2 separate regions of the Homo sapiens genome follow, and region 1 is linked to region 2. The links are chromatin loops, found by intact Hi-C in ENCODE. Cell type or tissue: GM12878. All regions are shown on one strand. Links, peaks and the distances in the headings refer to the core of each region. The heading gives the core; the rest is flanking DNA.

The links. A loop is a pair of places that touch in the nucleus more often than their neighbours do. Peaks named below come from ENCODE experiments on the same cell type or tissue, not always from the same donor. Only the 100,000 strongest peaks of a DNase experiment are listed, where the experiment ranks them.
Region 1: a loop joins it to region 2, with 2.7 times the contacts of the local background. A loop is called at or near these places in 2 of 110 quality-filtered maps.

The regions. Positions count from the first base shown.
Region 1 is chrX:42,268,368-42,284,516 of GRCh38, forward strand. No RefSeq gene overlaps it. Among named protein-coding and RNA genes, the nearest start is that of CASK, 350 kb to the left of the region's middle. In GM12878, for the core only: no CTCF peak of the experiment used is centred there; a DNase peak (open chromatin) is centred at 8,834.
Region 2 is chrX:41,790,989-41,807,137 of GRCh38, forward strand. The region is part of intron 2 of CASK (calcium/calmodulin dependent serine protein kinase); the gene reads right to left. Among named protein-coding and RNA genes, the nearest start is that of GPR82, 75 kb to the left of the region's middle. RefSeq lists an enhancer at 11,893-12,434. In GM12878, for the core only: a CTCF peak has its summit at 7,262 (motif pointing right); a DNase peak (open chromatin) is centred at 5,813.

The DNA of each region.
Region 1 (16,149 bases), core at 4,962-12,961, 480 kb after region 2:
CCAGCTTTGATAGAGAGGTGTAGGAAATTATGATTAAATGTGGCATTGCAATTTTTACCCTGAATTTTGGTTGTTCAGAATTAAACAGCAGCCCTTTAAGCCGAAAAGTATCTACAGAGCCAACCCTGACATCAAGCACTGACATTGTTTCTGTATTGAAGATGCTGTCTTTGTAACACAGTGTGGTTGAGATCTAAAAGATGAAACAGAATGTGTATAACTCAGTGGCTTAAGTACATTCACATTATTGTGCGACCATCACTGCCATTCATCTCCAGAACATTTCCTTCTTCCCAAAAAGAGACTTTGTACTAATTAAATAATAATTCCTCGTTTCCTCCTCCCTCAGCCCCTGGTAACCTCTAACCTACTTTCTATCTCTTTGAATCTGCCTGTTCTAGGTACCTCATATAAGTAGAATCATACAATATTTGTCTTTTTGTGTTTGTGTTTTCTAGTTGCATTGGCATGTAATATATTTTTCTGGAAACACTGGCCACTGGAGACTTGACTTGTGATTGATTTGAGTGATTGACAGTATTGTATTGAAACACTTAGTCATATATGTTGATAAAAATAGGTACTATATGTAACCAGAATATAGGGGTAGAGTTTGAGTTTTTCATGAATAAATTTTCCTTTGGATTTTTAGTTGGAAATTTTGATTAGTTCCCTTTCACTAAAGTACAAGGCTATATTTTACTTCTAATGTTAAAAATAATCACCACATCATTGTGTAAAAGAGAGTTGAAAAGAAGCATAATTTCCCTTGGGAGCTAGAGAGCCTATCCCTGAAAGTTTTGCTTTATCCAGAGTTCCACTGAAAACTTCAGGTTGTCTGATACTGTGTCTGTAGATATTACTTGTCTGTGTGTTAAGGGGTGAAGTAAATCCAACATTAGTATCCAGTTTTCTTGAGACAAGGGAGAGAAAAGAAAGTGACATCATCTTTTGGTGACATCATGCAAAAGTCAATCTTCATTTTGAATTAGCTCTTGAAAAAGCTTGCCTTAGGTTAAAAGCCTTAGGAAAAACTATGAGTAACACTATAAAAAGCGGATTGAGAAATTCAGAACCAGAATATGATCTTGCTCAATGTGCAAATGTGGTTTGTTTAGAGGATGCTTTTAGGAAGTGTATACGTGCCTGTGTGCACACACACACATATGCACACTCACACATTGCACTGAAATGCAATATTGCAGCTTCTGACATTTGATACCTCAATTTTGCTGGAATTTCCAAGGGCATAGTTTGGAGTAAATAATAATCATTTACTGCATTAATCTTGCATTCTCAAAAAATGCCATTTTGTTTCCTCAGGACAAGAGTGTCAACTCAAATTTACTCAAACCAATTTCTCTTCATGAAAATCCTGGTGGGCTGAACTAATATTTCATTAAAAAATATGCCAACTAAAATAAACCTGTTTTCACTGAGGGTGTTATCATTGAATGATGACCTTCTGCAGACTGGAGCTGGCCTGCAGGCTCAATGTTTGGCATTTATACTCTAGTATATTTCAGGTTTACTTATATTAATAATCAAGGTAACACTAGCTTATGGGCTCTTCAGCATGGAAGGGATTTTGAGAACCCATTTGTTGATCTAGAAATGAATCCTTTTCACTTCAATTGGATTTTTTTTTTACATATGTGAGACAGATGACAATATGTATCCTGTTGGACGATGCTTGTGGAAAAATAGCAAGAGGAAATAAGTTTTAAGTGGAAGAATTTAAGTTGGATACAAAGAAGTAGTTGCTGAAAGAACAAGCAAAACACATTAGAAATAGCTATCAGTGTTGGCTTGGTAAATCTCTCTTTCCCTCTCTCATTTTGTGGGTGCATATTTGTGGGTGCAATTTGTTAATGCATATACACAATCATAATTTTTTCTTTTTCTTTTTCTCCTTATTTCAACTAGCTCAGTTCTTGCTGTTATAGACTAAAAAGTACTCACCATGGTGAGTAGTGGCCTAACCTGAGTGATTATAACTTGGTCCAACAATTGGGATTGGCCTTCAGCCTTGTTAGACATAGTTCTAAAGCAAGGCTGTTTATTTAAAGTAAGCAAATCACGAGATACAGATTTACAAATGAAATGCAAGTGTGTTACGTTCCAGGGGGAAATATTCCTCCCTGGTAAGCAGAATGATCCTATCCTCCACTCAAGGTACCTACCCCCCGGAATCAAAACCAAATGCAATAGGAAATGTTGGTTGTCATCCTGGCATTCATTCCCTCTTTTTCCATTCCTAACTAAATTGTGATTTTGTGTAGGTGTCATCTACTCCCACACATAACCCACATGCCTCAGGGGAAGCTGGTCGACCCCAGACCTTGAAGCCCCAATTAGTCTAATCTAGTCATGTAAGCCAGTCTGTTAAGCAGATAGTCTGGCCCAAATCAACTTGGTCTAATGAAAAACAAAAATAACTTCTCTGAGAGTTTTTGGAAATGCAACTTTCTTGTTGATAAGCACAGCTACAGGAAGTCAGTCTCTCACTGGGTATAAATGAGTAACCATTAGCACTAGTTGCTATAAGGGGGTATTCTATAGCCATGAGGGGAATCAGCCTCAGGATGAAGCTGACAGTGTTGGTGTTAGAATGAAGAAATGGAAGTAACCTGTGTCCTTGATGATTTTCTTGCTCAACTAACCCTGAAGTCTATCCTATAGGATGAAGCACTATGAGGAGATATAGCAGGCAAGCAGAGGTCTGAGATCAGTTAACTTTAGTTTTGGCCAACAATACGTTTTATTATTATTGAAGAGAGGTTGAGACCGGTTTTCAATTTTATACAGCTCAAAGAACTGAGTTTTTTGAGAACTCAGCTCAAAGCTTGAGTTTTCTATCATTGTCATGCCAGAGTGAAACATTTGTCGTTCTCTAATTAAATAATGTACCTGCCACAACTGGAACATTAAAGGATCTGGCAGAAAAATTTCAGGCTATTGACTACTTCTTACATATTCCAGTAAAGTCTTACAAAAATGAGATAAGCTTCGATGTTCATCTCAGATGTTGCCATTGGAAGACAGTGGGGTTTCTTTCAGAGAGAACTGTGGGATGCCAGATTGGTTGTCTCTCTTGAACTCCCTTTACTACTAGAATAGTAAACCCTGCTACCATGTCCAGGAAGAAATATATCATATATCCGTAGACTGATGATCATTGGTGGTATTTTTCATTCTTTTTTCTGTTTTGTTTTTTGAAACAGAGTCTCACTCTGTCGCCCAGGCTGGAGTGCAGTGGTGCGATCTCTGCTCACTGCAACCTCCACCTCCCGGATTCAAGCTATTCTTGTGCCTCAGCCTCCTGAGTAGCCACGGCTTTTTTTTTTTTTTTTTTTTAAGTAGAGATGGGGTTTCACCGTGTTGGCCAGGCTGGTCTTGAACTCCTGACCTCAAGTGATCCACCCACCTCAGCCTCCCAAAGTGCTGGGAATCCAGGCATGAGCCACCATGCCTGGCCATTTTTAAAATTATTATTTTCTAAAAGGAAGGTTTTATTAGAGCTTCTGTGCTTTATCGGCCATTGTGCATTACATATGCTCAAGATGTATCATTTAATTTATAGCCATCTATTGCTTGATCACTAGGAACTATATCTTGATCTGATAGAGAGGACTCAGTGTCAACCAGGGATGGGCTTGCAGCTAAGTATAGCAGCTGGGAAGACATTGGGTTGCTTCCTTTTAGGAGTGGCCAGAAAAGGAAGAGGCTTTCTATGTTTTATGTTTCTATGAAGTTTTCAATAAACTTTTACCAATATACTCCTTTTATCTCCTTGGCCAAAATTTGGTCACAAGTCAATTCCTAGACCAGTCATTGGCAAGGAAAATATGGGATTACCCTTAAATCAATCATTCTTGTCTAGAGTTAAAGCTAGCTTGCCAACTTCCTCTAAATCTGCTCATTGGAAGAGAGATAGAATGGATGTTGGAGAGTCAGCCACAGCATGTACTTCATGGATTTAGTAATCAGAGAGTTGTTTCATAAGCATAGAATAAGGTGGAGGGCTGAGACTCCGCATATGACAATAAGGAGAAACTGTACTTTTTTTCCAAGTTCTTAGGGGCAGTCACACTTGCTACCATGTACTACCATCCATGGGATGGTAGATCCTTAAGACCTAGAGGTCTAATGTTAACTTTCTCACACTTTTGTCTTTGATTAGGCCTCTCTAGCACATAACATAGTGAGACTATGATTATATGATATCAGAGATTCTTAAACTGGCTATGTTGAATAAAAGATTTTCAAGAAATTGATGAGTCTTAGGAGCAAAAGCATTGTATGTTTCTGATAATTTTTGAAATATGTGGCTTACACCAAATAAGACTCCCAATGATTTTTTTCCCCTCCCTGTATATGCAGGCTACTCTTCACATGAAGACTTTGCCCCTCCCTGCCCCTTGAGTCAAAGCCAGCCTTGTGACTTATATGGATCAATATAATGTGACAGAAGTGATGTTTTGGGGTTTCCAAACGCGGGCCTTGAGAGAACTAGCAGCTTTGCCTTCTTTTGTCTGGAAGTCAGCTACCATATAAGAAGTATGACTGCTCTGAGATCACCATAGTTTGAGAAACTCAGCCTAGCCATTTGGCGAGGTCACATGGAGGAGCACTGAGGTGCCATCCATGTGAGTGAAGCCATGCTGGGCTTTCCAGCCTAGCCATTAGCTGAATGTGAATAAATGCAGCCTGAATTCCTGACCCATAAAATCATGATAAAGCATAGAGCATTGTCTTAAGCCACTAAGTTTTAGGGTAGTTTATTATACAGCAATAGATGACTGAAACAGTTAAACATATGTCTTTACTGCAGAACATTTTGAAGCTTTTAATATACACATAATCTTTAAGTATATCCAAAGCATGAAAGGGTGATTGGCAATTGGGAACCCTCTTCTCTTGTTACAAGTATAAGTGTATGTTCTGCAGGTCAGAATATGAGAAACCACTCCAGAGTGTAGTAGATGGAGGCTTGATGCTCCATGGCCAGCAGAACTGCCAAGGAAGGAGTTTCTGGGTGCTAGGCATACCAATGGAGGTGACCAAAGTCTAGGTTATAGAAAATGTTCTCGCCAGGCAGGTGAAGCAGAGTGTATAGGAAGATTGAAAGATTGGGGCAAGTGTTATACGGGAGGAAGAGCAAGTAGTCAGCCTCAGGGAGGTCTAGCACAGTGTCATTGCTCATGAGCAGAGCATGGCCTCAGGGATAAGGCACTACGAGAAGACATAGCAGGCAATCAGAGGTCTGAGATCAGAGATCTGGAAGCTTGCACACCCTAGTCACTGAGATGGAATTTAAGAACAGGATTCCAGCTGATAGGAATCCTGTTCAGAAAGGGGAGACATTGCTGAGAACGAGGCAAGATCCCAGACTTAGAGTCTTAGGGCACCAAGTAGGTTATAAAGGCAGGGTCTTACAGTGTTGCCCAGAGATGGCTAAAAAACTTAGTCCCATTGCTGCTGGAAGCCTTCAACTGTCAGCCCTTTTTGGGGATTGTCTCAGCTGAAGATAGCCATTTCCACTGAAGAGAGCTGTCTTGCGCAAAATAATATCTCCTACCCGAAGATGGTGCAATGCTGAGGTATAAATGTCTGACCCCTCACCCCAACTTGGGACAACTCTGAAGGCCTATCCCAGCTCCAGATCTGCCTGTGGGGTTTGAATGAGGCCTTCATCAGGACTGTATGTTAGTCTCCTCAGGCTGCCATAACAAAATACCACAGACTAGGTGGCTTAAACAACAGAAATGTGTTTTCTTACAGTTTGAAGTTTAGAAGTCTAAGATTGAGGTAATGGCAGGTTTGGTTTCTGGTGAGGCCTGTCTTCCTGGCTTGAGTAGCCACTTTGTCATTGTGTGGCCACTCCTCTGTATTCTTGGGGAGAGAGGGAGAGTCTCTGGGGTCTGTTCCTCAACTTATAAGGACACCAATCCTGTCAGATTAAGGCCCCACCCTCATGACCTCATTTAACGTTAATTACTTCCTTATAGGTCCTATTTCCAAATACAGCCACATTGAGACTATGACTTCAACAGATGAATTTTCGGGTAGACAATTCAGTCCACAGCACACTGGACTCCTAGCATTCCCACTCCTCTCTCTGCCCACTCCTGCTTCCTTGGCAGTTTTTCCACAGGTGTGGATCCTAAGAGCACTCCCTAATAGAATTCCTGCACACAAATCTGTGCTTCAGAGTCTCAGTCCCAGGGAATCCAACCTGTGCTGGATTTGAACTGTTCAAACTGAGGTACAGATTGAGGACTGGCTATGGGAAGTACAAGCTTTTCTAGGAAAGAGATCCCAGGCTCACTGTCTCTTTTATATTTGTCTTTTTATGTTCTGTACCTGACTTAGGGATTGGCAAATGGCAGGTGTTTAATGGTTAGTTGAAAGAACTAACGGATGAATCAATAAACAGGAACAATGCCTGTTTCCTACACTTGGGATACAAGTCCAGAACTAGCCTGGTTCCCTAGATCAAACCAGATTACTTAACTTCTTGAATGAGGACTTCCTAAATACACTGTGAAGCTATAGGATCAGATCCAGAGCCTGGGATGGGGCTGAGTCTGCAGATGGAGGTCAGCTAGATCCATTTTTGAGGACTGTAGCTCTGTGAAGACACAAAGGTCAGTAGCTCCCACAGAGTGCCTTGTAAGATTAACTTCCAATGCATTAGGATTTTAATATGGCCATTTGTTTAAATTAATGTCTTACAAAATGTCTGTCCTTGATACTATCCCACTTACACTAACATCTTAGGGTTCAAGGAGGCAGTTAGGCCCTAACACATTGTCAAGTATTTGTTTATTCTGTTGATCATTTAAAACAAATATTTATTGGGCATCTATAATACTCAGGCTCTATTCCAGGCACTGGTGATTCAAAATTAGTGTTCAACAAACTCCATAAACTTCTTTTTATCATGTTTTAAATCTTACTGGGAGTGTAGATGGAAGGAAGCCTCAAGGTCACAGCTGCAAGGTTTAATACACAAGCTTTGGGATTAGCATGAGTTTAAATCTTGGCTCGGCAATAAACCTGGGCAACTGCCTAACTTTTGTGAGCCTCGATTTCCTCATTTGTAAAATGGGAATAGTAACACTAACATTTACTTCATGAGATTGTTGTAATGATTATATGAGATAAGCTTAGAAAAGTGTCTGATTTATACTTTGTGTCCCTTAGTAAATTCATAGAAAAATGGTAACCTCTTTCCCAACAGATTACCAATTTCCTTATCCCACGCATATAATCCAGTTATGAATGATAAGAGAAGATATGGTTGTGTGAGATGTGTAAAGAAACAACATGTACTGATAACTCTGGTAGGTTGGAGTATTGTTTCCAACTTTTTATTCACCCTGTAATAGAATGATATGTTCACTGACTTTGCTATATGACTTTGTGGTATCCCCCATATGAATAAGCAGAGTGTACTTCTCCACCTCATTGCTTTTAGGACTTGGCCATGTGATTTGTTTTGGTCAATGGAATGTTAGCATGTACGGGCATTGTAGTGGGTTGAATAATATCTCCCCAAAATTCATGTCTTCTTGGAACCTGTGAATGTGACCTTATTTGGAAATAGGATCTTTGCAGATGTAGTCAAGTTAAGATGAGGTCATACTAAATTAGGTGGGCCCTAAATCCAGTGACTGGTGACTTACACACACACACACACACACACACACACACACACACACACACACACACACGGTATAAGGCCATGTGATGATGGAGGTAGAGATTGGAGTGATGCAGTTACCAGCCCGGGAATGCCAAGGATTGCTGGGAGTCACCAGACACTATGAAGAGGTAAGGAAATATTTTTTTCCTCGAGCCTTCAGAGGGAACATGACCCTGCTGATACCTTAGTTTTGGATTTCTAGCCTCCAAAACTGTGAGAGAATAAATTTCTGTTGTTTTAAGACACCTGGTTCATGGTATCTTGTTATGGCAGCCATAGCAAACTAATACACACAAGTACGGAGAATTTAAATGAGCTTGTGTGTTTGACTTGGTCTCTTGCATTTCTGGCATTTGCCATGAGAAGAACATGCTCTGGGTACATGCTGGTTCCAGAATGAGGAGACTTGTGGAGTATATGTGATTCCAACCCACAGTTATGGGCAAAGTCCAGCAAATCTCAGATGATCTCAGCAGAACCACAGTCAGCCTGCAGGCTGTGAACAAGAAATAAATGCATGTGGCTATATTGCATTTTGGGCTTGCTTGTTGCACAGGATTAGTGTAGCAATAGCTGAGTAATATAGTGATGGATTGGGAGTGAGAGACGAAGGAGAAGAAGCAGTCTGTTAGAACTTTAAAAAGTTCCAGATCACCTTATTCATTGTCTTCAGGAATAGATGCAGCCCAAATGTATAGGGGGCAGTGGTGGGAGGGAGTAAGGTTTCATGCTAGAGAGTATTTTTCTTTTTTTCATGGGAAGATGGGAAGAAAATGAAACCTACTTTGGAGTCACTTATCTATCCAGTTTTCCAGATATCCATTTGGATGAACAGGCAACAAAATGAAATACAGTGGAAGTAGAAGGGAAAACCAGGGAGGCCCCTAAGCTGTTTCTGTCTTGCCAAAGGAGCCAACAACCCAAACAAGAAGAGGTTGTCTTTAGAAATGACATATGGTTAGGTAGGTTTTGAAAAATTAAAAATAGCAAAGGGTTTCTAGTGTTCCTAGCTTATTATGGGATAAAAATGAGAAGCAATTTGCAAAGATGTGGGCAGTAGCAGAATGAATAGTGGAGGCTGATTAGGTACATTTGCCCAGGGCAACTCATTAAAAAGCACCCGAGTACAGTACTGAAACCCTTGTAATTTCCACTACCTCCCACCATTACCACTTTATCAGCTTCAGAGAGAAAGTCAGTTTATTATTCAAAAAGCCCACTCCTGAAATATGTTTGTTCCCAAAGCCCTTTTCTTTCTTGTAGAAACACACTGGAGTCATTCAATTGCTTTTGGATGGGGGTGAATGGCAATACCTCTCCTTAGCCTTAAGGCAGGAGGTTAAAGATTAACTTTGTGCCTCTATTTCTGTTACTTTTTTTACCTTTGTCTTCCTTCTAGTCAACAACATACCATTACAGATGAGGTAAGACACCATGTGCTCATTCTCTGTGTGCATTTAAAATGTGGATTCAGCAAGTTCGCATCTTCTCTTTGTTTTGACAATGGGGAAGGGAAGGCTGCTTTGATCTTTGAAAATTATGGCTATAAATAATGCCTATTCAAATATTGGCTCAACAGTGATTGCGTTTGAGTTGTTTTTAGAATCTTTCTAAAGCCCTCTTTTCTCCTTTGGATGTGTTAGATGCTGATCAAATTTGAATTCCCACATCATATTTATGTATCTCAAGTATATTTGACAAACAGATGCTGTACTGTATCTCAGGTAAATATTTTATGTTTTGGTTTTTTTCTTATCATAAAAGTAATGCATGCTTATCATAAAGTTGCACTGTATACCAAAAAAGTATAAATAAGCAAAAAACTGTAAAAAATCCATAAGCTTACCACTCAGAAATACTGATAGAATCTGTATCTATGTCTGTATATTTTCATAAATATATGTATATGCAAATTTTATATATGCCTATACAGTTTCTTTATAAATTTGGTATCATACTGGTCATACGGTTTTGGAGTTCCTGTTTTTAGCATAAGCTATTATCCCATGTGCTAGATTGTACTCAATTTGGTGTGTCTGTTGTGTTTGTGGTAAGATTTATTCTTTTTCCGATTTACACTTTGCTTAGGGATATTTTGTAGCCCAGTTCTTTTACTCTGTCTTCATAGTGCATGGAAATGGAAATGTGCTCTCCCCTATGCATGAATGAGGATCTTTCATTTGCTACTCTTTCTGGAGAGAATGATAAATCCAGTTCTACAGTTTCAGATTTAACTCTAAGACTGATTTGTATGTGGCCATAAGTTTAAGTGCTAGGTAGTCAGGCTTCCAAACATGTATTAATCCCATGTCATGTGCAGAACACGATGTTAATTGTTTTAGTGTTTCTTGTGGATGTAGAAATACATCAGTCTTCAAGTGACCAGCAGCTCATGAAATAATTGGTGAGGGGAGAATGGGTTCCGATGGAGTCTGGCACTGACTGGTTCTTGGGGAAGTGAACAGAGTAGACTGGCTAAACTCTAGGGTTCATCCTTGGAACAAGAAATGCAATAATCACAGGCTCAGAGGCAGAGAAAGTCTTTATAAGTGTAAAGAATGGCAAGGAACTTGGCTTGGCAACAGCAGAGGAGCCATGCAGGGGAGAACAGACTGGAGGCTGATTTGTTTGTAGGACCTGGACGCTGAGCAGACAAGCCTGAATTTGACAACACAGATGGGAAGGATCCCGAGTAGGTTTCTCAGCAGGGCAGTGATATAAAGATGAGGGCATTCAAAGTAGATGATTTTATTGCCCGTGTGGATCTGTAGCTCTCATTATCTAGTGTGATCATTCTAAGAGTGTGCCTGCTAGGCTTCTGCCCCGTCAGAGTCTGGCCATCTAAGTTGTGTGCAGCTTGTGCAGCTAGTATCACATCCTGTCCCACTGGGAAGGTCTGAGGTGGGCCAATTCCAGCCCCTCTAAATAATTAGTTCCCACTGCTGTCTGTGCACAGAACTGAAAGGAGCAATTTATTGGCATTGTGGGTAATGCCCAGACACTGCCAACAGAAAGTATTAAGCTAACTGATTTGTAGAAGAGGACAAGGGGGATTATTTTTCAACCATAAACCCAACTTGAGAGGGGGTAGTTGTCTACTCTTTAAAATTAGCACTAAGGTTTACCTCACAAAATGCACGCTCCTGCCCTCATACATTGCTGGCAGGGATGCAAAATGGTACTTGTGAAGGAGAATTTGGTAATTTCTAACAAGATTGCATATGCAGTTACCCTTTGAGTTATGAATGCCACTTCTAAGAATCAACCCTAAAGATATAATGGCAAAAAATATAGAACGACACATGTGCAGGGTTATTCACTATAACACAGTGTAGCAAAAAATTGGAAACGTCAAATTTTATCAATGAGACAAAAAAAAACTAACACACATCTACACAAAGCAATACTATGCAATTATGAAAAGGAATGAGGAATAGCACTATACATTGCTGAGGACTGGTTTCCAGCGTATATTATGTGAAAAAGCAAGGTAGGAAAAGCATATATTATAAACTATCATTTATTCTAAGAAAGGGGGGTATGAATGTATATATTCATATGTGTATATTACTATATATACCCATATGTGTATATGAATGTACATACAGTATAATATGTTTATTTGCTTATAGTAAAAAAGGAAGGATAAACTGGAAGCTAAAAATGAAAAGAAAAAAAAAGGTTACCAATAGGGAAGGGGAACAGGAAATAAGAAAACATGGTGAAGGGAAAGGAATAGAGTTGGCACTTCTCTGAATATACCCTGTTTTGTAGATTTGAATTTGGAAACAATAAACTATATTATATAATTATATTACAAAATTAAAATTTAAAAAGCAATCTCTAAAAATAAAAAAAAGTAATGTAAAACAGATGAAACAAACTATGTAGTAAGTTTTTGACTTAACCGTACAGAGAGGAACTGTTCCATATGATTTCAATTAAACACAATAATTTGGCTTTACATTCCTAGAGTGATTATGTGCTAAGGACAGAAAGAACTGTAAAAATGTCTTGGTAATATTAGGTTATAATTCTGATGTTGTGTGTGTAGTGTAGGAAAAGGCAAATGAGTATGCTGGTGTTGTTGGGAGCTGGGATTTTTGGCGTGAATAACAGGTGATACAGATATAATACAGATGAGATTAAGTAAAAATCTTATATTCCTGGATTTGAAATGAAAGTGTCATTATAAACTCACATTATAGCTCATCTTTCGTAAGTAGATTTTCTAGCTTTGAACGCTGAAAAGACCTAAAAGCAGTGACCATCCCAGTAGCAATGCACATCCCTGGTGTCCAGGTTGTGGTCTTTAAGTACCATTTTCCATTAAAAGGAACCTGGGCTCCTTGGAAAATTAGCTGATATCAGAACTGGGGCAGAAAATGTATAAGATAAGCCTGGAACAACTTAAGAAACTAGGAGGCAAGGAAGCTTTCAAAGACTACTGTGGGTTTCTTAAAAGGACACAAGAGCCACTTGAAGGGGGACGATTTGATTATCAATAAGAATAACAATCGCGATGGATTGAAACATTTGTATATGCTTAATCTTTCCTTATGCTTATTCTGATTAAAAAAATAAAGGTCACTGGTCACCTCGGATCTTCTTTGTATTAGAGAACCAATGGATATCCTGAAAACTGGAATATAAGTGGAAAAAATCTAGCTTTTATCTTTGTTTCCTACATAAAAAGCACATCATTATAATCAATTAATTGATCAGTGGAAGTTCCTTATTCTTCTTCTTTTACTTTTAGTTCAAAGTACTCATCATGAAAGTTCCCTCTTAAGTATATTAGCTGGTAAATGAAGGAATGATAGAATTATAACACTTCTATGTTGCAACCTCTAATAAAATATTGATCTGGACAATGATAGTGGGTGACTGCTAACATCACAGAAAGAGAGAAAACCAGCTTTCTTGGCCTTTTAATGGATACTCACAGCACTACCTATTAAAGATTACTGGCAAAATAGTGTAACCAAATATGATCAAGGTTTTACTTTTAATAACCAATTTACAGGAAATACAGGGACAGAGGAACATGTTAAATAATATCATGAGATATGCTATGGTTTGAACCTTCCCTCCCAAACTCAGGACGTTTGAAATGTATTTGTCATTGTGATAGGGCTAAGAGTTGGGACCTTTAAGAGGTGATTAGGTCATGAGGGCTCTGCTCTCATGAATAGATTAATGCCTTTATTGTAGGAGTCAGTTAGGTATTATGAGAGTAGACTCCTGATGATAGATAAGTACAGCTCCCATTTTCTCCCTGTCTTGTGTGCTTGCTTACCCTTCTGCCATGTTATGATGTAGCAAGAAGGCCATCACCAGATGTGGCTCTTTGATCTTGGACTTCCCAGGTTCCAGAGCTGTGAGCTAAATACACTTGTCTCTCAGTATCCATGGGGGATTGGTCTAGGGCCCCATACAGATACCAAAATCAGAGGATGCTCAAATTCTTAATATAACATGGTATAGTATTTGCGTATAACCTACACATATGCTCTCATATACTTTAAATCTCTAGTTTACTTATAATACCTAAAACAATGTAAAGGTTATGTAAATAGATATTATACTGTATTGTTTTTTATCTGTATTTTTATTGTTGTATTGTTATTTTATTATTTTTTCCCAATATTTTTGATCAGTGGTTTGTTTGAATCTACAGATGGAGAAACGGTGGATACAGATGGCCAGCTGTAAATCTCTTTTCTTTCTAAAGTATCTAATCGGTCGTATTCCATTATGGCAGCAGAAAATGGACTAAGACAAGATACAATTTCCAAAATCCAGACTGTACAAAACATGGGACCATCAACCTAGTTTATCCAACAAAAAATTGCAAGAAAAAAAAGATATGAGTGAACTAAGACTTAAAAAAAGGAAACCAATTGCTACGTACAGATCTTATTTGGATTCTGATCCAACACATCACAGAAATGCAGATATGAGACACGGAAATTTGAATATTGACTAAATTTTAACAATACTGAAAAATTGTTGTTTTACATGTGATATTAGTATTATTATTTTTGGCAGTAAATACTGAGATATTTGCAGATTACACGTTAGGAAATTATGGATTTGTTTCAAAATAAGAAAGTAGCACGGGCTGGGGAGGGTAGTAGGTGGGGAATGTATGAGACAAGATTGGCCATGAGCTACTGGTTGAAACTAGGTGATGTGATGAGTATATGTATTACCATATCATAATAATCAGGCCAATTCTCTCAAACAAATGAAGGAGTAAATATGAGAAATAGAATACAGAGGAAAAAAGCAATATCTTTATTTCTTTGAAGTTTACTAATCTGCTTTAAAGTTCTTGAGTAATATTTAAGTATTCTAAACTTCTATTAGGATTTCAAAAATACAATTTATTTATTTATTTTTGACTCTTTTAAAATCATCATTTAGAAACAAGAACTTCCATAGCAAATTTGGATTTTAACTCAGCATTTAGTGATGAATTATACAATTCTAAATATCTGGGCTTGTTAGAAAAGATGACATTTTCCATTGTAATGTTTATGTATGAGTTATCTCTCGTACGGGAGTCCACTGCTTATAGTAGCCTAGGCTTTTGATAAGCTATAGTTGCTTCAGGCTGTGTGCTACATTTCTTGGTAAGTCTTGGTGGGTGTTAGCACAAACACTACTCATTTGTCATCTTTTACTAAGCTAAAACTTTTCTGTGCAGTTGGAACACAAGTCTTCTCTTTTATCCCTGACCTTCCTGGGACCTTTATCGCTATCAGCAGTCCCTTCCTTGACTGCCTTACTGTCATCTCAAATGGAATCTACCAATATTGTATTCCTCTTATTTCTTCTGAAGTGGTTCTCTCTTGACATAGCCTAGCATCTGATAACCCTAGACTCAAGAAATATTCTTTGTGTTTGTCTTTCTTTGGCTATGACTGCAGGTCATCTGGGGAACTGTTTACAGTTTCAGATATCACCAGTCACTACTGAGAAGGAAGAAAAGTAAAACTATCTTTGAACTCTGTAGAGGTAAAGATTTTCAAACTCTGAAAGACAGGAAGGGAGGGCCTTATTGAAACCTTTACCTTCATTGTCACAAGGGTCTCTACTCTTCTTATTTCAGGGTGGTTACTGAATTGTTTTCAACACAGTCCAATTCAGAGTATAAATTTATAGTAGATAGTAAGTATATGACTTCTTTTTATAATTTTATTAAATGGATGTACTCATCCAATTACCAAAGCCTACTTGGGAGTTAGATAGTTTTAAATTTAAGGTAATAATTTATGCAATTAATAAATCTGTGTCACCCTTTAAACAGAGATTAATTGAATTAATTTTGATAACATTATTCTTCATATTTCTCTTCGTATGTGCTAGCACACTAATAATAGATGTTAATAATGCTTTGTATTTGTAAAGAATCACTGTATTCAAACCATTTACAGTGATGTCTCATCTAATAACATAGGCAAAGTAATTATTTGAAAAATTAGAAAATTTTGATCCAATGAGGCCAGAAGACTTACCAAGTTAATGATAGAACCCAGAGAGTCAAGGAATGCTCTTTCTACATCCCTTCTTCCCAAGCCACATCCCCAACCAGTGGATGGGCTTGATTCCCACTTCACTTTTCGGAGGACCAGCTTTTGGTTTCTTTTTTCTTTTGGCTTGGAAAAGAACCCATTTATTATTTCACTGGGCTATAGATTGAATATTTGTATGCCCCCAAAATTCATGTGTTGAAATCCTAACCTCCATAGTAATAGAAAGTGGGGTCTTTGGGAGGAGATTAGGTTATGAGGGCATAGCTCTCATGAATGGGACTAGTGCCCCTATAAAAGAGGCTCTGGAGAGATCCCTTGCTCCTTCTGCCATGTGAGGACACAGTGAGAAGACGGCTGTCTTTGAACTGGGAATGAGTCCTCACTGGACACAAAATCTGCAGGCACCTTGATCTTGGATATCTCAGCCACCAGAACTGGGAGAAATAAATTTCTGTTTTTCGTGAGCCACCCAACCTATGGTATTTTGTTATAGCAGCCAGAACAGACTAAGATACACCATTTTTGTGGTTCAGGAGTCTGAGCATTGCATAGTTGAATCCTCTACTTAGATCTCACAAGATAACATCAAGGTGTCAGCCAGAGCTGTAGTCTCATCTGATGCTTAGGAACCTCTTAAAGCTCATTCAGCTTATAGACAGAATTCAGTTCGTTAAGGCTGTAGAACTCATGCAAGCTTTTATTTTCTTTGAAGCCAGGAGGAGACTGTGCCTCTGGTACTTCATCCTCTTTTAAGAACTCCCCTAAGTAAGTCAGGCTGACCCAAAATATTTTCTTTTTCTATTAACTCAAAATCAACTGATTAGTAACCTAATGACAGGAGTGAAATCTCACACTCAGGGAGAGAAAATTATATAGGGCATGTACACCAGGAGGTAG
Region 2 (16,149 bases), core at 3,755-11,754:
AGTGGTGATTATCTGACTGCTTACAGATGTTAGCACAAAATGTACCTGGGAATGACATGACCCAGGGTTACCATCTCTATTTTGAAGTATTGTTTTGTTTACAGACTAGTAACTGGTACCTCTCTTCACTCTCCTTTGTACTTTCTTTTTTTTTAATGAGTACATTTTTTATTTTAATTTCAATAGCTTTTGTGGAACGGGTGGTGTTTAGTTACATGGAAAAGTTCTTTAGTGGTGATTTCTGAGATTCTGGTGCACCCGTCACCCAAGCAGTGTACACTGTACCCAATGTGTAGTCTTTATCCCTCACCTCCCCTCCCACCCTTCCCCCAAAGTCCATCGTGTCATTCTTATGCCTTTGCGTCCCCATAGCTCAGCTCTGACATACTAGTGAGAATATACAATGTTTGGTTTTCCATTCCTGAGTTACTTCACTTAGAATAATGGTCTCCAGCTGGGTGCAGTGGCTCACACCTGTAATCCCAGCACTTTGGGAGGCTGAGGCAGGTGGATCACCTGAGGTTAGGAGTTCAAGACCAGCCTGACCAATATGGTGAAACCCCGTCTCTACTAAAAATACAAAAATTAGCCGGGTGTAGTGACGTGCACCTGTAGTCCCAGCTACTCGGGAGGCTGAGACAGGAGAATTGCTTGAACCTGGGAGGCGGAGGTTGCAGTGAGCCGAGATCACGCCACTGCATTCCAGCCAGGGCAACAAAGGGAGACTCCATCTCAGATTAAAAAAAAAAAAAAAGAATAATGGTCTCCAACTCCATCCAGCTTGCTGTGAATGGCATTATTTTGTTCCTTTTTATGGCTAAGTTGTACTTTCTTTTTTGTAATTTCTCAGGAAATTTTAAAAATATTTTAAACTAATCTATTTCTGTGTTTAGTGTCCTTACATTTAACTATATGCCTATATTTATTTTATCAATTTATTTCCCTTTAAAAGGGGAACTAGTAATACAGGTAGCAATATTTAATTTTCTAACCCAAATTAGAAACTTAAATGAAATCAACCTGCCATATGGCATTAGAATGACTATTATTTTCCTAAAAAGTTTGGGCTCTCCAACAATAGTAAAGCAAGTATCCCACCAGGGTCTGCCTATCAGACTGGTCAAGTAAGGGAAAGTTAGGGAAGCTGGTTCAAGTGGTCTGTTTTAAAAATGATTTTCCTGTAAAGTATTATTTTACTACTATTTTTCTTGAAGAACTAGGAGAACTTTTCATTCTATCTGTATCTGAACTTAAAAGATCTAAATTTAAGATTTCGTTTGCTCGAGAGCATTCAATAAGGATTTTTTTTTTTTTTTTTTTGAGCTAGGGTCTCATTCTGTTGCTCAGGCTGGAGTGCAGTGGTGTGATCATAGCTCACTGTAACCTTGAACTCCTGGGCTCAAGGGATGCTCCCACCTCAGCCTCCTGAGCAGCTGGGCTACAGGCACGTGCCACCATGCCCAGCTAATTTTTAAATAGTTTATAGAGACAGAGTCTCGCTATGTTGCCCGGGTTGATCTCGAATTCCTGGCCTCAATCAATCTTCCTGCCTTGGACTTCCAAAGTGTTAGGATTACAGGTGTGAGCCACTGCACCTAGCTCAATAAAGATTTTGATCAACACCATCCAATTTAAGTATAATGTAAGCCATGCATATAATTTTAAATTTTCCAGTAGCCACATTAAAAAAGTAAAAAGAAACAGGTAAAATTCATTTTGATAACATATTTTATCCAATTCAATGTATACAAAGTATTATTTCAACATATAATCATACTAAAATTAATAAAATAAGTTACTTTTTTTGTACTATTATCTCTGAGATCTAGCATGTATTTTTACACTTATAGCAAATCTCAATTTGGTCTGGCCACATTTTAAGTGCTCAATAACTGCATGTGGCTAGTGTCTACCAAATTGGAATGGTGCCACTCTAGATAAGTTGACTTGCTTTAATTCTTATCCTCTCCTGATTGTGAGTTCTGTAATTCTTACAGATATTTATAATGTCAGTCATTCCAAAAAGAATCTAAATTCAAACAGATGTGTTTTTAAAAAATACTTTCACAGAAGGAAATCCTATAGCTTCTTTTAATAACCCAAATCCATCATTTAATAACTAAATCTGGAATTTCTTCACTATTGTTAATCTAATGCAAACTCTGAGACTTTAAAGTGCCCCTCTATAAGTCCTCATTTGTTACTGTAATAACCCTGCATGACATACATGTACATATACACATACATATATATGCACATATATCTCCCCATTTTACAGAGGTAGAAACTGAGGTCCAGGGCTCAATGATATAAATCACACAGCTAGTAAGTGGAGGAAGCAGGACTAATAACCAAAGCCCTTTGCTCTTTACATCACACCACAGTGCCTCCTGGGTCTGCATAGTTTTTATATATCCTAAGATCCAATCACACAATAGTGCTAATATGGTAATACTGACTTGAATGACAGGCTATCAAGACTGTTACAGAACCGGCTTATTTCAGCTGCATTGTAACTAGTGATAGTCAGAAACTAGATACTGCGCTTTTCCTAACAAATATACAAGTATTCTCATTCATTTCCAAACAATGTCTAGGTTGTGTTAGAAATTCAACAGTTAAACAAAATTCGCTAAGAGCTGACCTGGACTCAAAATCAAAATAAAGAATATTCTAATCTAGTCATAGAAAGAACTAGGACAAGTACTAATGTGTTCATTTCAATAAATATTAATAACAAAATAAGTAAATGAAAGTCATTATTGACTCAACATATTTTTCCTTAGTGTACTGAAATGAATGACCAAATGATACTTTAAGAAAGGAATCCAAGCAGAACCTTGGAAGGATTATAGTAGCAAAGTCAATTTCTGCTGCTGGGTTCTACCTTTATCTCATAATCAAGTTGAAGAATAAAGATCCCAGCTGCCTTTGGCAACAACACAGGTCAGGTTGGCTTTAATGAGGCTATCTTCCTCATTGACCTTCAGGAAAGTTGACCTCAGCTAGTGAAGAGTAGAGGCCTAGACAGGCCACCATAGAAATCTGGGTCAACTGCAAACTCATAATTTCTTTGATTCTTTTTTACATGTTTCACTACTAGCTCTATACATTTTGTTGTCTTTTTTCACACACACAAACAGAAATCCAAGCACCTTCTAATTTCTTTGAATTCTTGCCCATTGAAAAAAAATTCCTATGGCCCCAAATATCATCATCAGGTGAATAAAGAAAGGAAGCAGCATACCATTAATTCAGTGTTTGACTGATGTGAAAATTTTCTTAAATAGGCAAATGTGTATTAATTAGAAATCAATCTTAGCTGCATTAAGCATTTACAAATTAATGGGGTTTTGTTAATATATTTCCCAAAGAGTTTTCAGTTCTGATAAGTGTAACAAATTTGTATATGACAAAAATAGAAATACAATGCTCTAAGTTTGTCTAAAAGGTGCAATTGCTCTGTTGCTTTTCATTTTGGGAAATGTAAACCAAAGGGGGGAAGATCAGGGCATTTGACTATTAGAAAAACCAGACACCTATTTCAACATGGTATTCCTTACTTTATACAAGAAAATTAGAGAAATATCAGTTTATAACTCAATTACTTTTCAATATTAAAGTCTTAAAAATCATACATGTTAGAGCCCGAAGGAACTTTGTGGGATGACAGAATGCATACATTTGTCAAAACTCACTGAAGTGTACAATTAGATGGGTACATTTTATTGTGCATACACGTTCTTCAATAAAATTTAAAAAGCAAACGAGAAGTTACTGAAATAAAATGGGAATTCAACTAATATGTCAAAGAAAAAAAATGTTCTTCACATACCTGTGCTTTATACTTTCATAATTGTGTTATCTATAATTTACTTTCTATATTTATTAACTGATAGCTGAGGAGCTCAACAAGGACACGTTGACAGGATAGATTTCCTTACCACCCATTTCTCCCCCAAATCTTCTTCCAGGATGGGGCCAGCCCAGGAAATACTGACAGCAGGGCCAAAACTTTTCCCAGAAAGCAATTTGTGGTCTGTTTCAATATGTAAAAAATGAATGAGGTAAAAATTCTGTACGGCATAGTGAAATGATTATCTGAGGTTTTTTTTTCTTTTAATAATATGGGTTTCCCCATCCAGCTACAGAATCCTTTTGTCAACAAAGTCTCATAAAAATAGTATAAAACAAATTTATCGTAAAGAAATAACTACCAATATGTGATACTTATTTGAAAAAGGACCAAGAAAAATGAGTTAATTGTTTTGATAAATACTTTGAAATCACAGATACTGACAGCCCTCCTTGATTTTTCCCTGAATAGCTCTTTTGCCATTTCATCAAATTTGGAATGGGCAAAGCATAAGTTTCCTTAAAAACTGACTTAGAGACGAGGCACGGTAGCTCGTGCCTGTAATTCTACTAGCACTTTGGGAGGCTGAGGCAGGTGGATCGCTTCAGCCCAGGAGTTTGGGACCAGATTGGGCAACATGGTGAAACCCTGTTCCTACAAAAAATACAAAAATTAGCTGGGTGCGGTGACGTGTGCCTGTAGTCCCAGCTACTCAGGAGGCTGGGGTGGGAGGATCACCTGAGCCCGAGAGGTGGAGGTTGCAGTCAGCCAAGATCATGCCACTGCACTCCAGCCTGGGAGACAGAGTGAGATCCTGTCTAAAAATAAACAAATAAATAAATAAAAATAAAAAATAAAATAAAACTGACTTAGAAGCAAAGGCATCTAGTATCTGATTCACACACAGTTGAGTGTAACTGCAGCAAGGCAGGATGCTCAGAGCCAGTGAAAACAAACAGATGGAAGGAAGGCGGGGCCTTAACTCCTCTTCACTTAGGAATCATTTGTCATTTAGCATTGATGACACAATATTATGGGAAAGAAATACAGTAAATACCTTATTTAAGTCATTCTAGATAATGGTTTATTTCATATAAGTGACTTTTCTGGACAGGGTACCAACCTGTCCTGGTTTGCCTGGAACTTTCTCAGTTGTGGCACCGAGGATCTTTCCAGGTTGAAAGTCCTGGGTTCTGAGAACCCACCCTCATTCCCAGGCAAACCAAGATGACTGGTCACCCTACTTCCACAGATCTGGCATCTATCCTTTTAAGCACTAACACATTCTGCTGGCAGGCAGTTATGATATAATAGATAGGGCAATAGACTTGTAGTCAAAAGACCTGTCTTTCCTGTCTTCATCACTTAGTAGCTGCATAACCTTAGAACATCTGTTTCCTCATTTGTAAAATAGAAAGAGTAAGATAACAACTCCTATACAGGGTTGTAGTTAGGCCTGGATGATTAATAAAGTATGTGAGAGTGCACATGCACAATAAGTTTTGTTTTCTTTTCCTTTCATCATTTTTGGTGGAAATCATTCTATGTTTAACAAATGTCAATCAAACCGAGTTTGACACCAAGAAGGCAGCAATGTGAACATCTATTAGTAAACCACACTGCTATATATAGTGTAGTTCTATGCCTACTTTAACTTTGCAGTTTTTCATCTACAGTTTTTTGGGAAATCACATATTTCGTAAAAAACCTCAAGATGACCATAGGGTTATTTGGGAAAAAAACTAGACACACTCAAAATGTTTAATAATAAGGACACTAGTTAAGAAAAGTAAAACAGAACCCATGTAGCTGTATGTGTGTGGCCTACTGATTACCAAAATTATTAATCTTCCAGACAGCCCTTGGAGTCATCTTCACACCATCTACCACTTCTCCTCTACTTCCTATATGCAGCTGCCAAAACCTGTCCATTCTATTTCTGCAACACCTGTCAAAACTATCTTTCCCTTACTGCGGTTACCCTAGTTTCAGCCCTCAACAATTCTTGACTGGATCACAGCAAAGATCTTTAAATGGGTTTCTTTGCCTCTAGTTTCTTCTCTTTAGACTCATTAAAGTGTCATCATAGTTTTACTCTAAAACAGATATTATATTATTCCAAAACCTTCACTGAGCTCCATTCCATACAGCAAGACATTATAATCCCTAAGCATGGCTTTGAAAGCCTTCCAAAAAATCTTTTAAGTCCAACAACTTAACTAGGGTTCACAGACCTATTTAACAGTATAACTGGAAATAGAAGCTAGCTCTCCGGCTTCTTAGTCAAACAATTTAGCTCTTGTTTTTTTTTTTTGAAGTCACACATTTATACATTCCTTTCCAGTAGCTTCTTCCTTCAGCCTCCCTGACCCCAATCCTGAACCACCCGCAGCTTGTGCACCGGCCCCCTGCTCTCTGTCCCCTGACAAATGTTGTTCCCTCTGTATGATACTCCACGTGCTTCCTTCTCTGCCTGGTAAACCCCTACTTGTTCATCAAGATCCCACTTAGACGTTGCCTCAAAGTTCTCTTTAACAATCTCCCAAGCTGAGGGAGGCATACCCTGCTGCAATCTAGCAACCGCCTCCATAGATGCCTCAAGATCTTGGCATTTACCAAATCATTCCACTGCTGGTGATTTCCATTCCTGCCAATCCTGCTAGAAGGCAACATCAAGCATACAGGACCCATTTACCCAACTTAGACTCAACATCTATTATACATCTCCTGTCTCACATCAAAGTGTATGTATCACTGAATCAGAGAATGTTAGAAACAGAAGTGACAGCAAGACAGTCATCATCACATGCTCCTCTCTATCCTCAAATTTTACTCAGAAGGAAAATGAGGCCCTAGTAAGACATGCCCGAAGTCACACAGATATTTCATAGCAGAACTGGAAGATGAACCCAGGTCTCAGATTCCCAATCTAGCAATCTTTCTGTTACCCCATAGGCTGTGTGGAAGAGGATACTAAAAATGCCAAAACTTCAAGGAAATCTACTCCAGGTGGCATATCACAATGATTAAAGACTTCTCAGAGAATGACCAAGAAATGCCATCTACTTGCAGATAACTGGGTATGAATGTTAAAATGGAAAACTTCAAGGTACTACTACTACTGAATGCACTTGTTTTAAACAAAAGTAATATATGCCTAACTTTTTATGTCACTGGATGGTTTATATACTATATTATTTAATATTATAAATTACACGTCCCCAAAAAAGTTTCACTTGGAAAGAATATTTAAGATTGTAAGTTTTAACAATTTCTTAAATCCATTTATGTATGTGGATATTGTCTTTGGTTAATTATTCAGGGGTAATTTTATTAGGTTAAATGATCACAATTCCAAAAGCAGCATGTTTATGCAAAGAGCCTATCTAATTTTCTTCCACTAGAGGGAACTAAAGATCATATTATAGCTAGCTGGGCACCCAGCGTTTCACCAAGGTCTCTGGCTTTAGACAATATTATTGGTCTCAATAATAAAATACAAAGATGAGATGATTATTTGCCTTTAATGTGTCTAACAACAATAACCATCAGCTAACATTTACTGAGTACTTACTATGAGTCAGGCTCTATTTTAGATGTGTTGACCCATTTAACCTCGCAATAATTCTAAGGGGCAGATGATGCTCATGTTATATATGAATAGACAGAGAGCAGTTAAGTAACTCATTCACAGAACTAATAAGCTGCGGCCAGGGGCGGTGGCTCACGCCTGTAATCCCAGCACTTTGGGAGGCCAAGGCAGGTGGATCACCTGAGGTCAGGAATCTGAGACTAGCCTGGACAACATGGTGAAACCCCGTCTCCACTAATAATATAAAAATCAGCTGGGTGTGGTAGCACATGCCTGTAATCCCAGCTACTTGGGAGGCTGAGGCAGAAGAATTGCTTGAACCTGGGAGGCAGAGGGTGCAGTGAGCTGAGATCATGCCACTGCACTCCAGCCTAGGTGACAGAGCAAGACTGTCTCAAAAATAAAAATAAAAAGAACTAACAAGCTGCAAAGCAAAGATTGGAACCCAGGTAGAACCAATAAGCTGCAAAGCAAAGACTGGAACCTAGGTAGTCTGGCCCCAGAACCTATGCTCTTAATAACTCTGCTATATTGCTTCTTAGGTCTACAATGACTCAATTCTGAAGATGAACTTTATAGGTTAGCTATTTCTCTGAATTAATTCTAAAAATGGAAATACAAAGTCTTGATTAAAATAAAGCTCAATCAAGCAAATTTCCGTAATAAAATCATACCTTTCAAAAAAATCTTAGGTTTCAATTTCAATTCAATTTTCAATTTCAATTCAGTTTTCAATCTTAGTCCTTTCAATTTAAGTCACTTGATTATATTTGTGTAAAACTAGTTTTCTATTAAGACAGAATCATTAAAAACACAATGACAGCCAGGTGCAGTGGCTCACGCCTGTAATCCCAGCACTTTGGGAGGCTGAGGTGGGCAGATCACTTGAGGCCAGGAGTTCAAAACCACCCTGGCCAACATGGTAAAACCCTGTCTCTACTAAAAGTATAAAAATTAGCTGGGTGTGGTGGCGTGCGCCTGTAATCCCAGCTACTCAGGAGGCTGAGGCAGGGGACTCGCTTGAACCCGGGAGGCAGTGAGCCGGTTGCAGTGAGCTGAGATCACACCACTGCACTCCAGCCTGGGAGACAGAGCAAGACTCTGTCTCAGAAAAAACCCAGAAAACCCCCACAATGACTAGGTGGGACTTCTGGAATGGCTGTATAAAGGAGCTCAGGGATATCTCTCCCCTGGAGAGACATATATTTAGCTGGTCAAAAATCACAATCATTCAAAGTCCCTGGAGACTGATCAAAGGGCTTACAACAAATAGAGAAGCATTTATTCAATAGAATCTACAGAAATTCGATAAGAACAATAAGAGGCTGTAGCATTCGAGATAGGGACCACACAGGGACTGCACCTGTCCCCCCACAGCTCTGTTTTGCCAAAGAACTGTTTTAAGGAGTTCAGCAGCTAAGGGCAGATCCGCCCCTTGAGATGGAAGAGCTACTCGGGGTGGATTTGGCAGCTAGTAAACATTGGCAGATCCCATTTTCCACGGCTCCATGCTGTGGAAGGCCTATATAGAGCAAGCGGCAGAAGCTGATGGCAGCAGCCATTTCTCTCCCCTGAACTCCAGCTAAAAACAGAGGAATCAGGTGAGGAAGCTGGTAAACAGTGTAGTCCCCCCTGCCCACACAGCTCTGTGTTGTCAAGAGAGCTACAGAGATGTGTTTGGCAGCTGAGTGGCAGCTCCCATCTCCTTCAACTTCCTAGGGTGAAAGAACTATTCTGAGTACTTTCAGCACCTGGTGAACACTGACAGATATCATACTCCCTGGTTTTGAGCTGTGGAAGATCCACACTGAGTAGCAGCAGAGGCAAAAGGAGGCACAGTTCATACCTCCTCCTTCCCGGCAACACAAAAACCCTGCTTCAGAGGGAGGATCTGGGTGGAACAGCCAATGAGGAGTGAGTTCCCCATTTTCCCCAGCTCCTACTCTATAGTGCAGAGATTCTGCTCAGGGAAGGGTATAGCAAGTCTCAAAGACTAGAAAAACTTGTCCCTGACAAGGGACTCAATGTTATTTTATTTTTATTTATTTTTATTTTTTCTTTTCTTTTCTTTTATTATTATTATACTTTAAGTTTTAGGGTACATGTGCACAATGTGCAGGTTAGTTACATATGTATACATGTGCCATGCTGGTGTGCTGCACCCATTAACTCGTCATTTAGCATTAGGTATATCTCCTAATGCTATCCCTCCCCCCTTCCCCCACCCCACAACAGTCCCCAGAGTGTGATGTTCCCCTTCCTGTGTCCATGTGTTCTCACTGTTCAATTCCCACCTATGAGTGAGAACATGCGGTGTTTGGTTTTTTGTCCTTGCGATAGTTTACTGAGAATGATGATTTCCAATTTCATCCATGAAGGGACCCAATTTTAATTGGATCAGACTATGGAGCAATTTATACCACAAGGCATTGTCAAAAAGAAGGGAGCAATCAGCTATCGATTGGTTAAGTTTAACACCAATAGAGGTAGCAGAGAAATGCATGGATAAGGACCACACCTGTCCTGAAGAGGGACATCAGAGGTTGCACTGAACTAGTCCAGCAAGTAACTAAAAAAGAATAACCCTGGAGTGGAGGAAGGTGTCAGTATCCACAGTTGCTATAACAAAGTGTTAGGAGACATGCAAAATGCAGAAAAGTGTGACCTTTACAAAGGAGGGGAAAAAAAAGCAGAAAATAGAAACTGCCTTTGAGGGAGCCCAGATGTTGGAATTAGCAGAAAAGACTTCAAAGCAGCTATTATAAATACTCTCAGCTGGTGACTAAGAGCAGCAGGAATACTTAAGCAGGCTAATTCCTGTGAGATATGGGTCTCTGATGGTCAACTTTGGCTCAAGGACTCCCAATACGCCTTGCCAAAACATCCTTGAAACTGCACCTTGGTCAAATAATTTCCCCACCCAATCCTCCTCTTTTTCTTCCCTTTTTCCTCCAACGGGGTCAGACCTGCATGACCTGTGATGGCTGTCCCAGCCTCCTCCAGCTCCCTACCATTCATTTTCACTCTCAATAAATTTCTTGCACATCAAATCCCTTCTTGACATCTTTTTGTAGAACCTGAACACAAGCTTTCTGTAGAACCTGAACACAAGCTTTCAATAAGGCGAGCCAGTAAGAAGCACGCTGATATGCCTGTCAAAATGTCCCTAAGAAAGGTTTAGCAATAGGAAGCACCAGGTATCTTTGAGGGCAGGGTTGCATGGTGGAGCAGATAACAGGAGGACTGGCTGAACCTTTATAGGTATGCAGTATGACCTTGGATATCTTTGGCCAAGCAAATTATCCTTACCCCACTTTTTGGAGACTTTGGACACCAGACCCCTAGCTCACGTCAAACTGAAGTGCTGTACTCAAACAAGAGGATTAACTGGAAAGTTCCATGTATTAAACATGTTAAAATAAAGACCCTCAGCCTTTATCTCTCAGAACCACTGCAGTCAGACTTAAATGCCCCTACGTACCCTTTCTCCCCCTAATACACATACCCTTAGCCCAAGGCAGAAGATCAGAAGATTCTTCTGTCAAACTGACCTGCTTAAGAACAAAAGATCTACAGATAACGGATATCCATAAGGCGCTCAAAAAATGGCCTAGTCTTTGTCTGATCACTGATAATGAATTTACCCATATACAGAGTGTTCCCAGGCACCTATTTAACACTTCCCTCTTAATATTTTTCTGAGGAAACTGTTCCCTGTATAAGGCAAAGAAAATTTCAAAAATATACTACTTTGAGATAGATAAGAATATGAAACCTATGAAGACAAGAGTATGAAACTATATAATAGTTTAAAAGAAAAACATTCAGAAAAAAGTCCTTGAAAATAAAAAATGAGAGCTAAACCACGAGACTCAAACAGAAGGGTTAGAAGATCAAGTTGAAGAAATCTCTCAAAGTAGAGCAAAAAGATAAAGAAAGAGGAACAGGAAAGAAAAGGTTAGAGATGAAGCCCTACCTTATAAGCCCTTATGTTATTTGAATCACAGCAACTCCTGAAAAGAAGAACAAAGAAACTGGAGAAAAGGATGTTATCTAAGAAATATTTTAAAGAATTTCTAAACTAAAGAACAATGAGTTTCCAGATTTAAAAATATTTCTAAGCAATCAGTATAACGACTTTTAAAAAGGCCCACAGTAAAGCACATCATTGTAAAATTTTAGGGCACTGGGGTAAAGAGAATATCATTAAAGCTTTGGGAGAAAAACGGCCAGGCACTGCCCTAAGTGCTTTACATACATTATTCAATCAATCCTCTCAATAACTGTAAGGGCAGGTAAGATATTATGCCTGATTTTTAGATGAGAAAACTTAAGCACAGAAGGGTTATGTGATGTGCCCATGTCACACACAGCTGGTTAAGTGTGATATGAACCTAAGTAGTCTCGTTGCATCATATAAACTTTCACCCATATGCTATATATTTTCAAAATTGTCACCTAGAATTCTACACCCAGCCAAACTATCAAATTGTAGAGTAATATAAAGACATTTTCAGGTATCTCAAAAAAGCACCTCTTCTCAGAAAGTTACTAGAGGGCATACTTTATCAAAATGAAGAAGGAAGCCAAAAAAACCAAAAAAGCAAAAAAACAAGAAACCTAGGGAACAAAGACTCTAGCACAGATGAAAGGCAAAAGGAATTCTCATGACGAGCCCAGCAGGCCAGGACAGCAACCAACTTACAATGAAACAGATGAAAGGCTCACAGGCAGGGGGCCCTCTGTCACCAAGAAAAACAATGAATGTGATAAATTATCCAATGGGGTTGAATGTACCGAGGAAAGTTACACAGTTTAGTGGGACAGCCTAGGGATAAATTAGCAATAATACATAAAATAACAAGCAATCGGGCTGGGCACGGTGGCTCACGCTTGTAATCCCAGCACCTTGGGAGGCCGAGGTGGGCACATCATGAGGTCAGGAGTTTGAGACCAGCGTGGCCAACATAGTGAAACGCCATCTCTACTAAAAATATTAAAAAAAATTAGCCAGGTGTGGTGGCACGCTCTTGCAATCCCAGCTACTTGGGAAGCCGAGGCAGGAGAATTGCTTGAACCCAGGAGGTGGAGGCTGCAGTGAGCCAAGATCACGCCATTGCACTCCAGCCTGGGTGACAGAGCGAGACTGTCTCAAAAACAACAACAACAAAAAACTAAGCAATCAAAGAAATGAGTCAATGATTCACCCCAGATATAACAATAAATTACACAAGAAATACAATCATATTATATGAATAACTGAAATATGAATATTATAAAAATGGGGAAGGGAAAGTAAGTAGGGACCAGGAAGTGGGGTGGGAGGGTAGCAACATAAAACAGCTACATCTTTCATAGCAAAAAGGCAATAACTGATGATATCTGAAACTATGAAATCAAGAAATAGTAATATATGTTGCTGGTTACAGAAGAAACAGCAAAAATGCTTAAAGTGGTGGAGTTGGAACAAATTAGGAGAGACACTGCTTTTTTGTTGTTAGAAGTAGCATGATTTGACTTTTAAAACCATGTGCTTACATTACTTAGATAAAAGTAAAACCCAACCATATAAAGAACCAGAATAGAACTTTCTATATGGTCCACTAAAAAGCATATATTTATGATAATTGGCCAGGCGCGGTGACTCATGCCCACAATCCTAGCACTTTGGGAGGCTGAGGTGGGTGGATCATTTGAGGTCAGGAGTACGAGACCAGCCTGGCCAACATGGTGAAACCCTGTCTCTACTAAAGATACAAAAATTAGCCAGGTGTGGTGGCGGGCGCCTGTGGTCCCAGCTGCTCGGGAAGCTGAGGCATGATAACTGCTTGAACCCGGGAGGCGGAGGCTGCAGTGAGCCAAGATCACACCACTGCACTCCAGCCTGGGTGACAGAGGGAGATTCCATCTTAAAAACAAACAACCAACCAACCCTCAATAGGTCACATTCTCCCAAGAATTCCCCATGCCATATTGAGCTCTGAAATTGGGGCTGTGTTCAAACATTTTCTTACATAGGTGCCACCATCTGCATATTTATTTACATGCCCATACATAGAGACACACACATTAAAATAAGAGAGCAAAAAAACCTTAAAGCATGAAAGACAGAAAACAGAGAGAGCACAACTGTGAACTACTGTCCTTAGAAATCCCATCTTTCTCACTAAAACTACTAAGGTGACACCAGGGACATGCTTGCTTTGTAAGTAGTTCAACACAGGTCCTGGCTCTCTTCTTTTTTGGGAAGGGTTATTTTACATGCTACAAATTATAAAGCTCCCTGTCGAGGGTAACAATGCTGATGTAATTTGCTGGGGCTACAAGAGCATATCACCACCAACAAAAGCAAGCAAATTCTAGCTGTTTTATTTCTTGTTTAAACTTCATTTATTTAGTCAATTTAGTGTTTGTTCTCTATAATAACAAAAAAAAATGCCTTTTGTTAAAATAGACACTTAAGCATTACCTAATGGTGGTAATACTCATTCAGGTCTGGGATACTCTAATAAATACAATGCTCTGTACCGCAGACTGATGGCTTTCCTACTTTAACGTAAGCACTCATTTTATACTGTCTCAATTCATAAGGAGCTTGATGCACTGTTAATGGAGTACTAAAAAACACAATTAAAATGGCCTTTTCTTGTTTTATTTCTTGGTTAATTACAATGTTCAAACAGACTACTGGAAACAACTCCCTTTTAAAATTCTCAGTTTTGCCCTTTTTATCCTTTGTTTTAAAAAATATGGCATGGCTCTCATTAATGTCATTAGTTGCAATGCCTGATGAGAGAAAATGCTGACTTAGTGAACCTGGAATCAATTTTCTGAATTAAAAAAGGTTTTTTTGTGAGACTACTTCAGGAATAGTATTTATTTTCTCAGAAGCCTTCACTGTAGGAAATGCTTTAAGTAGTACAGTAGGTGCTAGATTACCACATCTACATTCATGTAGTGAAATCATATGAAACTTCTTGAACATGTTCCTTCACCGCTTTTCAGCCATTTAACCTTACTGCAACCTACAATTGTATGAGGAAGCATACAAAGACCTGAGAAGTTTCCTTCTCTAAGAAAACTAGACAAGTAACATGTCTTAGCTTTATATTTGTGGATTTAGGGACAAGGGTTACGCTTGACTAAAGCCATACATAGTGTCAGGAAAGAAATTAGAAAACCTAGAGAGCAACTGGGGAAAGGGGAAAGAGAAAGGGAAGGGGGCCTTATATGCAGAGTTCAAGAGCAACTAGGTTAACAGCTCCAGGATGGAAGAGCCAGGAGTAGCCAAATGATAACATGGATAGGCTTCAGGGCCACTACTGGAGGACAGGCAAAGAAAAGGTAAACCCAAGGTGTAACCAAGATGACTTTAAGGAGAGACACCATATTCAAAGATGCAAAGTCAGACTCAGGACCCTGAGAGACGGAGTGCCCCTAAGAGCCAACAAAGAGATAGGAAGGACAATACCTAGCACAGATATACCCACTCCCGTGACAAAGTACCATAGGTGAGCTGCTTTCAATAAGTCTAGGCTAGTACCCCCACAGCCCCAATGCCTAAGTCTTCAAAGAAAAGTTCAGCATCTTATGAGGTACAGACATTAAAGAAATAAGAAATATTGGAGAAGAGTACAGATGTGAGTGAGGTACAGAACAGGAACCTGTTATAATGATAATGGTTGGAGTAATATTGGGAATAAAGAGGTGCCAAGTTTTTAAAAGGATGGTATAATTACAGTAATTTGGACTGTCTGGTATATTCTGACTTTAGAGTGACTAAAATTAATAGCAAGTATTTAGAAATAGCATACATTCATATGATGTACTTCTCTGCCTCACACTTTACAATCATATATCTAAGTATTTTAAATGTTGGGACGTGTTCCTAGACTGCTTATAAATACTACTGAAATGACATTAAATATAACAGAAACAATAGATGGCAAAAAAATTTTTACTCTGTTCTCTAAAAAGGAGATGGGTAAAAATAAAAATAATTGTTACTGGATCAGCTACTGTGAGAGGTACACATTTGTAAAAGTATTTTAAAATTCTGTAAGTTTCTTGAGGGTGAAGACTATATGTTGTTCATTTCTGTTTGCCCTACAATGCTATGCACTACCCGTGACAGATGACACACACAGTAGACAATAAATGTTTATCAAATGAGATTTTGAAAAATTTAAATCCAGTGGAATATCCTGGAGCTTTAAAAAGAAAAAAGGACAATCTTAATACCATGCTATTGAGTGAACTCCAGAGTATCTACGACTTAATAAAACAAGAAGATGTAGAATAGTGTGTAGAATATGCCACCTTTTATCCAAGGAAGAGGGAAATGTGTGTGTATGTATGTGTATGTAAAAACACACACAGCTACAATATTTACAATTTTAAAGCAAAGACAATGAGTATAAACTGAAAGCTAATGAAAATGATTACTTATGAAGGAGGGTGGGAACAGGGATAGAAAACATACTTCTTTGAAAATATTTTCTTTTATAGTTTGCCTTTGGAACCACGTAAATGTTTTACATGATTATAAAAAATTAAATCACAATAAAAAACCCCCAAAAATCAAAATAAAACAATCTAAGAATATAGGAAGCTGGTGGCTAAACTGAAAAGAGACTAATTATTTTAGGTAAATTTTTCTTAAAAATCTTTTTATTTTGAAATAATTTGAGACTGAGAACAT